2 separate regions of the Homo sapiens genome follow, and region 1 is linked to region 2. Evidence: chromatin loops called from intact Hi-C (ENCODE). Cell type or tissue: endothelial cell of umbilical vein. All regions are shown on one strand. Each heading gives the region's core, and the rest is flanking DNA. Links, peaks and the distances in the headings are about the cores only.

Region 1 (6,401 bases), core at 1,415-3,914, 180 kb before region 2:
TAAGAGAAGAATAACTTCGAATATTGATCTCAATAGACCTTACTACATTAACCATAAACTTAAATACCAAATTTATTCTGGTTTTTGTAATAAGTGACTGATTTTTCTATTTGTTGTACTGTTAATAAGATTTATCATATGTATTTTGTATAGTGTCATTAATCTAAAAGACAAACTATTAAAAGTATAAAAGAGAAATTATGTCTATTCAATTTTATCATCAAAGGAGTTAAAAAAGAAAACCCAAGAGTAACATTATTAGCTAAGTTAAATTGAGCAATTTCTTTCAGGATCTTAGATGTAAGCTTTTTTTTTTCTTTTCAATAATCAGAGAGAGGAAATCTCAAAAATTTTTTATTATCTAACATGATGGAAGAATGTGCAGTACTTTTAAGCCCCAAAACTTTTAAACATACGTGATAATTGAGTATGCTAACAAAACTTTAGTTTCCTGAAATATTTCCTAACAGTTTACCCATCTCATCTTTACACTAGTAAATTCCAGTCACTCCAGATTTTAAAATAAAATAAAATTATCACCAAGAGGCAAACATTTATAGTACTCATTACTTTGAAATTATGGTTAAATAAAGATGTAAAAATTAAGTTGGGAAAACAAAATCCTTTTAACCAAATTTCCTATCAAATTATCTGGAACAAAAACTCCCTTTTACTTCCATTAGTCTTAAAAGTCCTCTGCATTCACTTGGCCTCTGGGTACACAGTAACCTTTCTAAAGGTCTGCCCAAGGGATATTTTAGTCATTCTGTGATCTCCTTGAACACAAGTAATGACAAACAATAAGCTAATTCTCAAAAAGTTTTTTTTTGAGTCATTTTTACTACTTTTAAATGAGTGTGTCTGATGCATGATTTTGGGCCCCCTGATTAATGGTCACCGCCAGCCCAGCTTCTGGAGTTGTAATGTTTCCGTGAGCTTCCCTCCAGCAGAGCTCGACCATTAATCCAGTGGCATATGTCAGCTCAGCAGAGCAAGGTCACTCTTCTGTTTCAAGGGGAACCTTTTTAGAAATAATAAAACTGACAGAAAGTTCTTTTTTGCATGCTTTATGCCACCTGAGGTTGAGTGCTGCAGTTAATATCATAAAGCTTATAAACATTCCCATCCCAGGAAGCACCCACTGCTGCTGGTCTTAGGAATTTAAACACTTTTTTTCTTAGTAAGAACAGACATGTTTATGTGGGGGCAAATATATGGTATGTCATCCCAAATAGAGGAAGAATGGGTGGGAAAATAAAACAGTAAGTTCATGTTAGGAAGTTTGGAAGAGATGTTAGTGTCCTATAACTATTTTTATTGTCAATTACATTTATTTACCTTTTAGAAAACTGGGATTTGGTTAGATGAATACTTCAATCTCCTGAGGGGGTTAATAGCAGAGTTGAAATATAAGAGTAGTGGTAAAAAGAAACTCAGTTTATAATCACTCCTTGACCTATAATGTAATGTTCAATAATTGTAGAACATTTATCTTTGAAGGAACTGTATTTTTAAAGTTATAAACATTTGTTTTATTGGTAATGACTTTTTCATAATTGATAATTAAATACAGTGAGATAGTCATAATCTTAAAGTAATTTGAAATTTTTAGATGTCCTAACATACAAATCAAACAAAAGATAAAAGATGATTGCTATGTAATAACTTACAATATAAAGAAACTATAATCATAAGTATTACAAAATGTACATATTTAATATTTTATTACTTTTATTATTTATTTATTTATTTATTTATTGAGACAGGGTCTCTTGCTCCAGGGTTGCCAAGACTGGAGTGCGGTGATGTGATCATAGCTCACTGTAACCTTGAACTCCTAGGCTCCAGCAATCTCCTGCTTCAGCTTCTTGAGTAGCTGGGACTACACATGTGCACCACCATGCTCAGCTAACTTTTATTTTTTTTATTTTTTGTAGAGACAAAGTCTCACTATGTTGCCCAGGCTGGTCTTGAACTCCTGTCAAGCAATCCTCCCACTTCAGCCTCCCAAAGCATTGGGATTACAGGTGTGAGCCACCATGCCCAGCCACTCTTATTTAATTAAAAATAGCAGTAGCATAACTGTAACCACGTAAAGTATTCAGGGGAAAAAAAACCCCAGAAAATTCCAATTTGCTCTTTTTAACCAAATACTGAGACGAATGCCATATCACTATGTAGATTTTGATACAAGGTAAATTTGACTTGACTCTTACTCCAGGAGTTTAAGCTGTTAAAACTATAAAAAATATAATAAAGAAACTTAGTTATTTAATTGTATTCATTTTCCTTTTGTAGAGAAAATGTACCTGGAAGTGAAGCCAGTTAGCAACTTAGCTCAATCCTTTTAGGAAGACAATACATTGGTCAAGTATCACGTCTCTATGTCCAGGGTCACGCCCTCACCTCAACAAGTATGGGAACTTTATTTTTAAGCTTGCAGAAATATACAACTTCAAGGTGACTAATTCATAAACCAAACTGATAAGATATCAAAAATGGCAATACTAACCAAGCGAGCATTGATTTGCTGTGGGAAATTCATCTGCCAAGAAAAATGCATATTCATGTTGACTGATCAAAAAATTGTTTCCCCTGAAAGAAACCCTACACAGGACACCAGATCATTGCTGGAAGTTTGCTTGATTCATGTGGTGGTCAAAGTAAAGTCAATTAAGTGGTATTAAGACTAGAGACATGAAGTTCTTCTCCTAGCCTTAGGTACACATCTCACCTAAGAGAAGTCTGTCCAGCCAAAAGGGATTTTTGCTTCAGCTGTTTTGCATGATTTGCAGACACAGTGGCAAATTTCTACTCTCCCACCTATTTCTAGGCTGTCTGCAAAGCAACACCCTTTTGCTAATACTTTTTGTCTTTAAGGCAGATTACATTACAATGTGTGATTATTTTGATTCTAGGAATGGTTACTTTGTTTTGTTGTGGGTGTTACCCAGATCTTTATCAGTGACGCATTTACAAACTATCTTCTGGAGTAGACTACTTCTGCAGATGACTAATATTATCCATTAGTCATTTCACACTCATTATACATATATTGAGAAATCACTACTATGTTCTATACTATCAATGTTTTCAGTGGTGGCCAAAGTGTTATAAAAAGCACACGGAATCTGAAAGTCAGGTAGACCGAGTTCAATCCCTCTTGAATCCTCAACAAAAATCCCAGGGATGCAAATATGAGTCAGCTACATCCCCTGATCCTCTGTTCTTGATGGTGAATCTAGTTGGGAGCACATACTGAAAAACTGTGAGTTTAAACAACAACAACAACAACAACAAACAGAGAAATGTGGAACAAGCACAACGAAAATAGAAAGGAGGGAGAGACTTTTTTTCTTTTTTTTTTTGAGACGGAGTCTCGCTGTCGCCCAGGCTGGAGTGCAGTGGCGCTGTCTCGGCTCACTGCAAGCTCCGCCTCCCGGGTTCACGCCATTCTCCTGCCTCAGCCTCCCAAGTAGCTGGGATTACAGGTGCCCGCCACCAGAAGGAGAGATTATTAAATGGACATGTACTACCAGCTAGGAAGCATACATATGGTAATTTTCTTAATTCTCACATCAACCCTATGTGACATGCTTTAAGACTTTCCCTTTTCATGATTACCACAATGAGGCTCAACAGGCTTAAGAAAATGTTCAAAGTCCCCTGGTTAAGAAAGATCAAAGTAAGACATTCACACTCAGGTCTCTATGCCTTTAGTTCACGTTACCTACTGCTCTGCTAGACTGACCCTAATACACTACCCTGGGGTAACTGATGGAGGCTTTCTTGAGGAAGTGACAGTCCACCTATAAATTCGAATAGATAAGAATTCATGAGTTGGAAAAAAAGCACAGAGCATTTTAGGCTAAGAGAAGCACAGACAGAAATGTATGAGAGTGGTCAGATCATCAGGAACACGGGCCTCACTCCACCAACCAAACCAGAAGATCTGGTATTAGGGCCCAGACATAGGTATTTTTATAAAACACCCCAGATGATTTTAATATTAGGTTGGTGCAAAAGTAATCATGATTTTTGCTATTATTTTTAATATGCAGCCAGAAAGCATGGGTCAAGGGGGTCAAATAGATGTTTTACTTTTTAGTTTTCAAATGATTCCTAATAGAGGTCTAGTGGGTTGTGGCAGAGTTACATTTGGATGTGAGGAAGGAAAGAATAACAAAGACTGGAGAGTGTAGGTAAAGGCAGTCAAGTCAAATGTGGGGCTGGCAGCATGAAGGGATTGGTCAACTGGAAGTGGAGAAAGATCTAGAGTAATTGGAAGGAAGGAAACAACTAAAAACCTAATCCTCACTTCCAATTAGTACAAGCTCATGGACTATGTTATGAGCTGAATTGACTCCCACAAATTCGTATGTTTGAAGCCCTAACACCTTGTACCTCAGACCATGACTGTATTTGGATATAAAGCCTTTAAAGAGAAAATCAAGTAAAAAATGTGACCATTAGGGTAGGACCTAATCCGTTCCTACTGGTGTCCTTATAAGATGATGTTTGGACACACAGAGAGAGACATCAGGAGCACACAGACACAGATGAAGAGGCAATAAAAGGGCAGCCATCTACATGTCAAAAAGAAAGGCCCAGAACAGATCCTTCCTTGAAAGCTCTCTGTGAAACCCACCCTGCCAGCACCTTGATCTTGGGTTTCCAACCTCCAGAAGTGTGAGAAAGTGGATTCCTGTTGTTAAAGCTACTCAGACTCTGATATTTTGTTATGGCAGCTCTAGCAAACTAATACAGACTAAGTGAAGGAAGGAGGGGGACTTAGCCAGCTGTGGTGACAAATGGCTCTCTCTATCTATGCAAGAATCACTTCATCTACCAACAGAGATAGTTTAAAATCTTCTGCTATTAGTAATCAATTCTTAATGGAGGACATTTTTGTTTTCTACTAAGAAGCTAATATGAATGTCTTGTTTCTGAAAGTTCATCGAAATCTTTAACACTAGAAAGGAGGAGAAATGGATCAGTTTGGTAATGATAAATTTGGAAACGGATATGTAAAGCATGGACTTGATTCCATTATTGTAAAAACAAACAAACAAAAAAAAACACAGTTTTCAGGGATTTTGAAACTATTTATCTCCAAAGCAAGGCAAAGAAAGACTAAAGAGATAAGTGTGTGACTAAATTGATTTTTAACAAATCCAGCATCTTGGTAGTCAAGGTAGTGACCTTATAAAGCTTCCTATAAAATACAATATCCAAATTTCCAAACAAAGGGGAGGCTACACTTCTGTCATTTCTCTAGCTATTCATCTGATCTTTCTGAATATTATCTGAACACTTTTCAAGTATAGCTAATACATTTGGCCCCAAACATTTTGCTACCTGCTTGGGATAAAACTTGATTACAGATTCATATTCTGTAAAACGGAAAAGCTAAAATGTATTAGTGCTTTGTTTGGAGAGAAGTGGTCAAGGCTAAAAATTATTTAAAAGGTGCACTACGAATTAAAATAAAATCCAATGGAAAATTATATGTTTAAGAAAGAAGAAGAAGAAGCCTTTGCAAAGTGAGACATCAATTTAGGGGTGAATTTCTGGTGACTGTAAACAATGGAATGAGGCCATTTCTCCTTGGCATGCAAGCACCAACTGGAAGCAAGAATGGGACCGGACAGTGGAAACTTTCTGTCTGCCATCTTTAGACAGCATGTAGTAAGTTACCTATAAACATCCAAATGGATAAAGTAAGTACAAATATATCCCAAATTTAGAGTCTTCTCAACACCAAAGTCAACTGGGCCGTTCCTTTGTCTGAACCACAGTTATCCCTTGCCTGGTTTCTGCAATAGTCTGTTAACTGGTCTCACTCCCTTCAGTATATTTGAAACACAAAAGCCAAAATAAACCCACTAAACTGTAGGCCAGATTCTGTCACTTCTCAAACATCTTTCAACACTAGCTAAAATTATTTTAATGGCCTAGAACGCCTTCAGTGATCCAGCTCTTTGCGGCGGCTCTTCCCGCTATGCACTCTGCCCCACTGCTTCTCAAACACACCAGAGACAGTCCCATTTCAAGGCCTTTGCACTTGCTCTTCCCTCTGCCCAGAGTACAGTTTCCTTCACCAATCCCAAGACCAGCTCCTTCACTTTCTTCCAGTCCTTTTTCCAATGTCCCATTCTCACCAAGGCTTCTCTAGTTCTTCATATTTCAAATCCTTCTTTTCTGTTAATTTTTTTTTCTTCTTGGCACCTATCATTATCTAGCATACTGTATATATTACTTATTTATCCTATTTATTGTCTGTCATCTCCAGCAAATATGGTATCTTTTGTTCACCTTGGTATCGCCAGTGTATTGTCCATAATAAGCATTTAATAGACATTTGTTGCGTTGAAGGATAAATGAATGAACGAATGCATGGA
Region 2 (6,401 bases), core at 1,668-4,167:
AGTATTTTAAATTTTAAAAAATGGATTTATGATTGAAGCTATCAAAATTTACCAGAGCTCATTTCCCTCTTGCACTATAAATTATTATAACATTTATCTTATTGAAAAACACAGATATTAATTAGTTATAAAATGAAATCCAGTGACTCAACTCTCTTCAGAAGGAGGGTCTACCAGTGTCCTTAAAGCTCTACTACTAATCATGATAACACTAGTTATTTTTGCTGTTTGAACTTTGACCTGTTCTTTTGACCAGTTCAAGGAGATATGTGAGCACAGCATGTAACACTGATTTGTACCTAATTATAAATCAAAGTTTCTTAAATCATTTACATAAATTTGTATAATGTGGAAAGAACTAAAAGTTAGACTTATGAGCTTCGCAAATCATTTCTTCTACCTTAACTCTTTATTAATGTGTCTCTTTTTTAAAAAAGAATCAACGGATTCTTCTTTGACTCAACACTCTCCACTTCTCACACTCTAACCCTCAGCGTCTAACAAACTGCTTTCAAGTGTTCAGGAAATGTATGTAATGAGTGTATGTGTGAGTGCATTGGTGTATATGCGTGTTTCCTTCTCATTGATGAGAAAGGGTATAGAATGCTCATCACTAGAGAGCTTCATGAAGCGAATAAAACCCCTGTTTCCTATGATGTTATTATTCCCCTCAGGAGCTTAGGCCAGATGATCTCTTAGAGTCGTTTTTTGATCTATAACTCAGTGATCAGTGAGCCAGCTTTAGGTCATCCTGTACTCTTTAGTACACAACACTATTGCTCAAGAGTACTATATGGTGCCCCTGGGCCCTGAAAAACTTAATGTACAACTCTAAGAGTCTAAATTACTGCCAGGGAGTGATGTAGGTAGTGAAAATAAATTCCATTAATATCTTGCTAAGTGGTTAATCAGCAAGTCAAATAATAATAATAAAGTGTTAGATCTGTTTTCTCATTCTGTCCTTTATGGACAGAAAGAATACCTGTTAGGTGTGTTCCTCTTAAACAGCCTTTAATAAATTTTAAAGTAGTGATCAAGACTTCCCTTGGGTTTCTTATCTCTAAACTAAATAAACCCTATTCCTTTCATCTTTACAAGTAAGATCCGTTTTCATCCCTTTAATCATTTTCATTGTTCTCGCCAATGTTCTCTTCAATTTATTCACATCTTTATAAATGTGATGAACAATAATATTTATCTGAAGAAGTACTAGAATATAATTTGGATGTTCCTTCTTGACTATTTTTTGTTTGTTTGTTTTTGCTTTTTTTTTTTTTTTTTTGAAACGGAGTCTCTCTCTGTCACCCAGGCTGATCTGGTCTCACTGCAAGCTCCGCCTCCCAGGTTCACGCCATTCTACTGCCTCAGCCTCCCGAGTAGCTGGGACTACAGGTGCCCACCACCACGCCTGGCTAATTTTTTGTATTTTTTAGTAGAGACGGGGTTTCACCGTGTTAGCCAGGATAGTCTTGATCTCCTGACCTCGTGATCCTCCTGCCTCTGCCTCCCAAAGTGCTGGGATTACAGGCGTGAGCCACTTTGCCTGGCCCTTGACTGTATTTTTAAATGACACCTTAATCTTAATAAAGAGATTAATGCCAAAATCATAAATGGAAAATCTAGAGATTTTATAATGACTGATTGCAATTATGGGCAACCATTCTAGCCAGTTAAGAGAGTATTCGAACACTCTCTGGTTTGCACATCAAGTTTACAAACCAAGGTCTGTTTAAAGATAACAGTTTTGGTAACAGAGTATTTTGCTAACTACAGGAAGGTAGGGAAGTTCAAGCAGCAATATTAGATAATCTACTAGAATAAAGGATTATAAAAACATACATACAAGTTTTCCAATTCAGAGATCAACTATTTGTGCTTAACCATTCTAGGCTTCTCCCTTAGTAATTGGATCTCTCTCTGAAAGAATCCTGAATCTAACAAAAATGCACAAAATCTAATGTATTCTTCTCTGTTAATATGGTACCACAGCTTGGTACTTCTTACTTTCATAGTTTTATTAAGTTTATCAATAATGTGGCCAATTGGAAATGACCACTAATGCAGTTAAAATAAGACAAAACAAATACAAGAGTCAAATGGAGGAGAGTCCCATGACTCACATTCTCATTCAGTTGCCGGTTGTTTTTTGTTCTCTCTTGTACTAGTATTCCCTGAAAGGCAGGAAATACTAGTCCTCTGAACATATCCAGCCTCCCTAAGGAAAGTGACAAAAGACCACTACAGAACTATGTGCTCTATAAACCAATGCCTAGGATCAGAATGTCAGAACAAATTCATCCAAACTTGTTTATCTTTTCATTTGTGAGACTCAGGTATACTCAAAGTTCCACACCACTTATTACAATCCCTCTTCTTCCGAAGGGTAGAGTTAATTTTAAAGTTGGATGCATCATTTAGCACTGTTATTTCCAAAGACAGTTTACCAGAATATGGCCACACTGAAGTCTGCTGTTGGCAAGAAGAGAGGAAAGGAAAGCCAGTCAATAAAGACCAAAAACAGTTGTTCCCATCCTTCTACCCAGTTCATGTCTCTTTACTACTGTGATACATTCTAATCTCTTTGGCAACATAATTATGTTGTATTAATGCATAGTAATCTCAATCACTTCAAAAAGTTCTCTAGCTCTTGAACTTATCACCTTCATTATCAATGCAAGAAAGAACTTGAGGCAAAAGCAGTCAACGAGAGAAAGAAAGTCACTGGCTTACTTCCATAATGCTGAGCATGATGCCATAAGTTTTATTTGCATAAGGACATTTGATTCTTCTTAGAAGAATGGCAAAGAAAACTTTGCAGGACAAATCATTGAATCTCCACCAAGAGGAGAGATTAGAAACAGTCTGAATACTATGAGGAAAATAACCCAGATGGTAGGTAAAAATCAAAGGAACTGACATATATCCTGGGGCAACAGCTGTGGTCAGATCAGACAGATACTATTTATATGTCACTGAGGAAAGACACAGACATATTTATGTACTTAAGCCCAAAGGAATGTAAAGCTACCCTTGACCTTAATGAAAAGAGCTGTAATTCTTTTGGTGTTCCATAGTAAAATTAGTGGTCAACACAAGTTTTGTTGGCAATGTTACATAACCACACTTATGTAGATCATAATAACTGTTGAAAGATGAGCATTCAGAAATAACTTATTATGTACAAGAGATATGCATTAAGATTAACAGCTAAATTATTCAGAAACCATGGAGGCCGGAAGGCACTGGGATGACATATTCAAACTTCTGAAAGTAAAAGAGTGTCAGTCAAGAAGTCTGTATCCAGCAAACCTACTTTTCAAATATAAGTAAGAAATTAAGACTATCCCAGATAAACAAAACCTGAGATAATTTATTACTATTCCACAAGAAATACTAAAGAGAGTCCCTCAGGCTGAAATAAAAGGACACTAGATAGTAATGTGAATTCACATGAAGCAATAAAAAGCCCTGGTTAAGGTAACTATATAGGTAAATATCAAAGAGAGTATGTATTTGGTATGTTTAAATTTTTTCTTCTCCTATTTAATTTAAAAGATAACTATGCAAAGCAATAATTATAAAACTCAGTTGATGGGTTTATAATGTATAAAGATATAACTTCATGATAATCCCAGAAAGGAAAGTGAGGGAACAGAGCCAAATAAGAGCAGTTTTTTATACTATTGAAATTAAAAAGACACTAATCTTTTTCACTTCCCCTCAAGATGACACTATTCTTAACTAGATTATTGTAAATTAAGTGTTCTTTGTAATCTTCAGGAAATCACTAAGAAAGTGAATCAAAAAAATAATGAAATAAATGACAGGAGAATTAAAATGGTACACTAGAAAATATCTACTTAACACAAAAGAATGCAGTAATATAGGCATAAAGGAGCAAGAAGACATAGAAAACCACTACCAAAACATCAGACATAAATCCTACCATATTAGTAATTACATTAAAGGTAAATGGAATAAATAGTGCAATAAAAAGTTAGAGATTGGGAGATGGACCAAAAAAAGAGATCCACCTATCTGCTGTCTACAAAGACACTCTTTAGATTCAAAGACACAAATAGGTTGAAAATAAAAGGGCATACCATGTAAACAGTAACTAGAAGAAAGCTGGAGTGGCTATACTAATATCAGACAAAGCAGATTTTATTTGAAGCCATTCAAGGTAAAGAAGAAGCATGAAATATAATTCCTAAGCTATTGATCACTTCATTCTACAGTAGTGGTTTAGAGACCAAGGAGCATCTGCCACCAATTCCTATCTCTTGATTATTGTCCCTTCTTTTGCTGTCACCTTGGAAACAGAGACTTCATAAACAGGTAAAATTGATTATACATTCTGTCTAAAATGTACTTGTGTTTATTTTATCTTTAAATAAAATTTGATTATAGTTTAGAATATAATGATCTTACTAAACAATCACTTATGTACACAAAATAATACAAAACAAATGTAAGCTCAATTAAGTGTGACACACTCATGTAACCAACACTCAGATTAAGAAATGGAACATTATCAGCATTCCAGGACCTACACTGTTATCCTCTCTTTCAGTCATTTTTTCCCTCAAAGGATAACCACTACCCAGACTTCTAATGCAATTGGTAACTTTTGTCTGTTTCTAGATATTACATAATGTAATTGTATAGTACGTGCTTCTTTGTGTCTGGCTTCTTTCATTTGATTCCATTTTTATACAGTACAACCATATTGAGACTGTAGTTCTAGTTTGCTCATCCTTTTTGCTGTATACAATTCCATTATGTGATTATACCATAATGTATTTATTAGTTCTACAATGGAGAGACATTTGGTGGTTTCCAGATTGAGGCTATTATTAGTAATCCTGCTATGAATATTTTTGTAGATATCTTTTGGTGGATATATGCACACATTTTTCTTGAATATCTGACTAGGATTAAAACTGTCAGGTCATACGATATACAAATGTTCGGCTTTAATTACTACTGTCAAATATTCCCCAACATAGTTGCACTGATAGACACCCCACTAGCAATATATGACAGTTAGTTGCTCTATTTGCTCACTGATATTTCATTGTCTGTTTATCATTTTAGCCATTCTTATGGGCATGTAGTAGTATCAAATTATGATTTTTCGTTTGCATTTCTCTAATGACTGACAAAGTTGGACACTGTATCATATGTTTACTAATCATTTCGAGATCTTCTTTTCTGGATGCTCATTTTTACATTTGGATTTTCTGCCTTTTACTTATTGATTTGCAAATATTTTTCCCAGTCTGTAGGTTGACTTTTGTTTTCCAAATGGTCTTCTTCGGTGAACAGATATTATTAAAATGGTAACAGTTATCATTATTTTTCTTTTGTAGTTATTGATTCTGGTCTTTCTTTAAGAAATATTTGCTTAATCAAGGATCTTTAATATATTCTTCTATACTTCTTCTAAAAGACTTATTGTTTTGCCTTTTACACAAGTCAGCATTTCATCTAGAATTTTTTTATGTGTAATGAGTGACATGTGTAGAGACCTATATTTAGATAAATATCCAATTGACTAAGCACCAGTTATAAAATGGTCATCTTTTCCCCCTTGACTTCTAGTAACACTTTTGTTGTTTAATTTCTTTCTCCTCTTTTATTTGGCCAACTCTAGTTCTAGAGATGTTATCTTGTAAGCATGGATGCACAGAAAGCCAGGAGTCTAGCGCAAGAAAAAAAAATCATGTAATTATTTCTACTGTTTCTCAGCGCTTTATAGTCTAGCCATGCTTAATAAATGTTTTTCTTTTATCATGTTTCCTCTTTTACCTTTGCCAAATAACATGTTACTGGTGGAATAAGTAATATTGTTCATAGAATTTTTAAAAATTGTAGCATACAGAAAGTAAGAATAACCCACAATTTCACCACCCAAATGAAAACTACTAAAAAGTTTTCATGAGATTTCTTCTCAGTCCTTTTCCTAATAAGCCTATTCTTAATTCAAAATCTCTAAGTACCTAAAAGCAGAGGGTTTGTAAGGACAACCTAAAAGATGACTTCTGGCTTATCAAAATATGTGTTCAAGGACATTTAAAAATGCAGAAGAAAAACATCTGATATGAACGAGATGGTGCAGATTCTTCTTTCTCTGTTTCTCCCCAACTAAGTACAATTACAAACCCTGACAATTACATACAGCAACCATAGAATGACACAGAAGAATGATAAAAGAAAGGTGAACTGGCTAGAGGCCCCAGGAATGAAGGAAAAACACAACAGCCGGGATCTTCTGAACACCACATCCTTCATTCCACTTGCAGAAGGAGAACCCAGGCCCGACATCTTCTGACCTAAACCTGTGGCGGAATGTTGCCCAAGCAAGTAGATTCCTTCCCCCATTCCCTGCAGATTAAATA

What was found. Hi-C counts contacts between places; a loop is a spot of excess contacts. Peaks named below come from ENCODE experiments on the same cell type or tissue, not always from the same donor. Only the 100,000 strongest peaks of a DNase experiment are listed, where the experiment ranks them.
Region 1: it touches region 2 in a loop (14-fold over the local background); 2 of 110 quality-filtered maps call a loop at or near these places.

The regions. Positions count from the first base shown.
Region 1 is chr21:14,531,168-14,537,568 of GRCh38, forward strand. All of the region lies in intron 1 of SAMSN1 (SAM domain, SH3 domain and nuclear localization signals 1), which reads right to left. The region is part of intron 1 of LOC124905053 (a long non-coding RNA gene); the gene reads left to right. Among named protein-coding and RNA genes, the nearest start is that of SAMSN1, 12 kb to the right of the region's middle. RefSeq lists enhancers at 2,424-3,623, 2,498-2,597. In endothelial cell of umbilical vein, for the core only: no CTCF peak of the experiment used is centred there; a DNase peak (open chromatin) is centred at 2,954; H3K27ac peaks cover 2,152 bases.
Region 2 is chr21:14,709,334-14,715,734 of GRCh38, forward strand. No RefSeq gene overlaps it. Among named protein-coding and RNA genes, the nearest start is that of SAMSN1-AS1, 130 kb to the left of the region's middle. In endothelial cell of umbilical vein, for the core only: no CTCF peak of the experiment used is centred there; DNase peaks (open chromatin) are centred at 2,148 and 3,078; H3K27ac peaks cover 2,500 bases.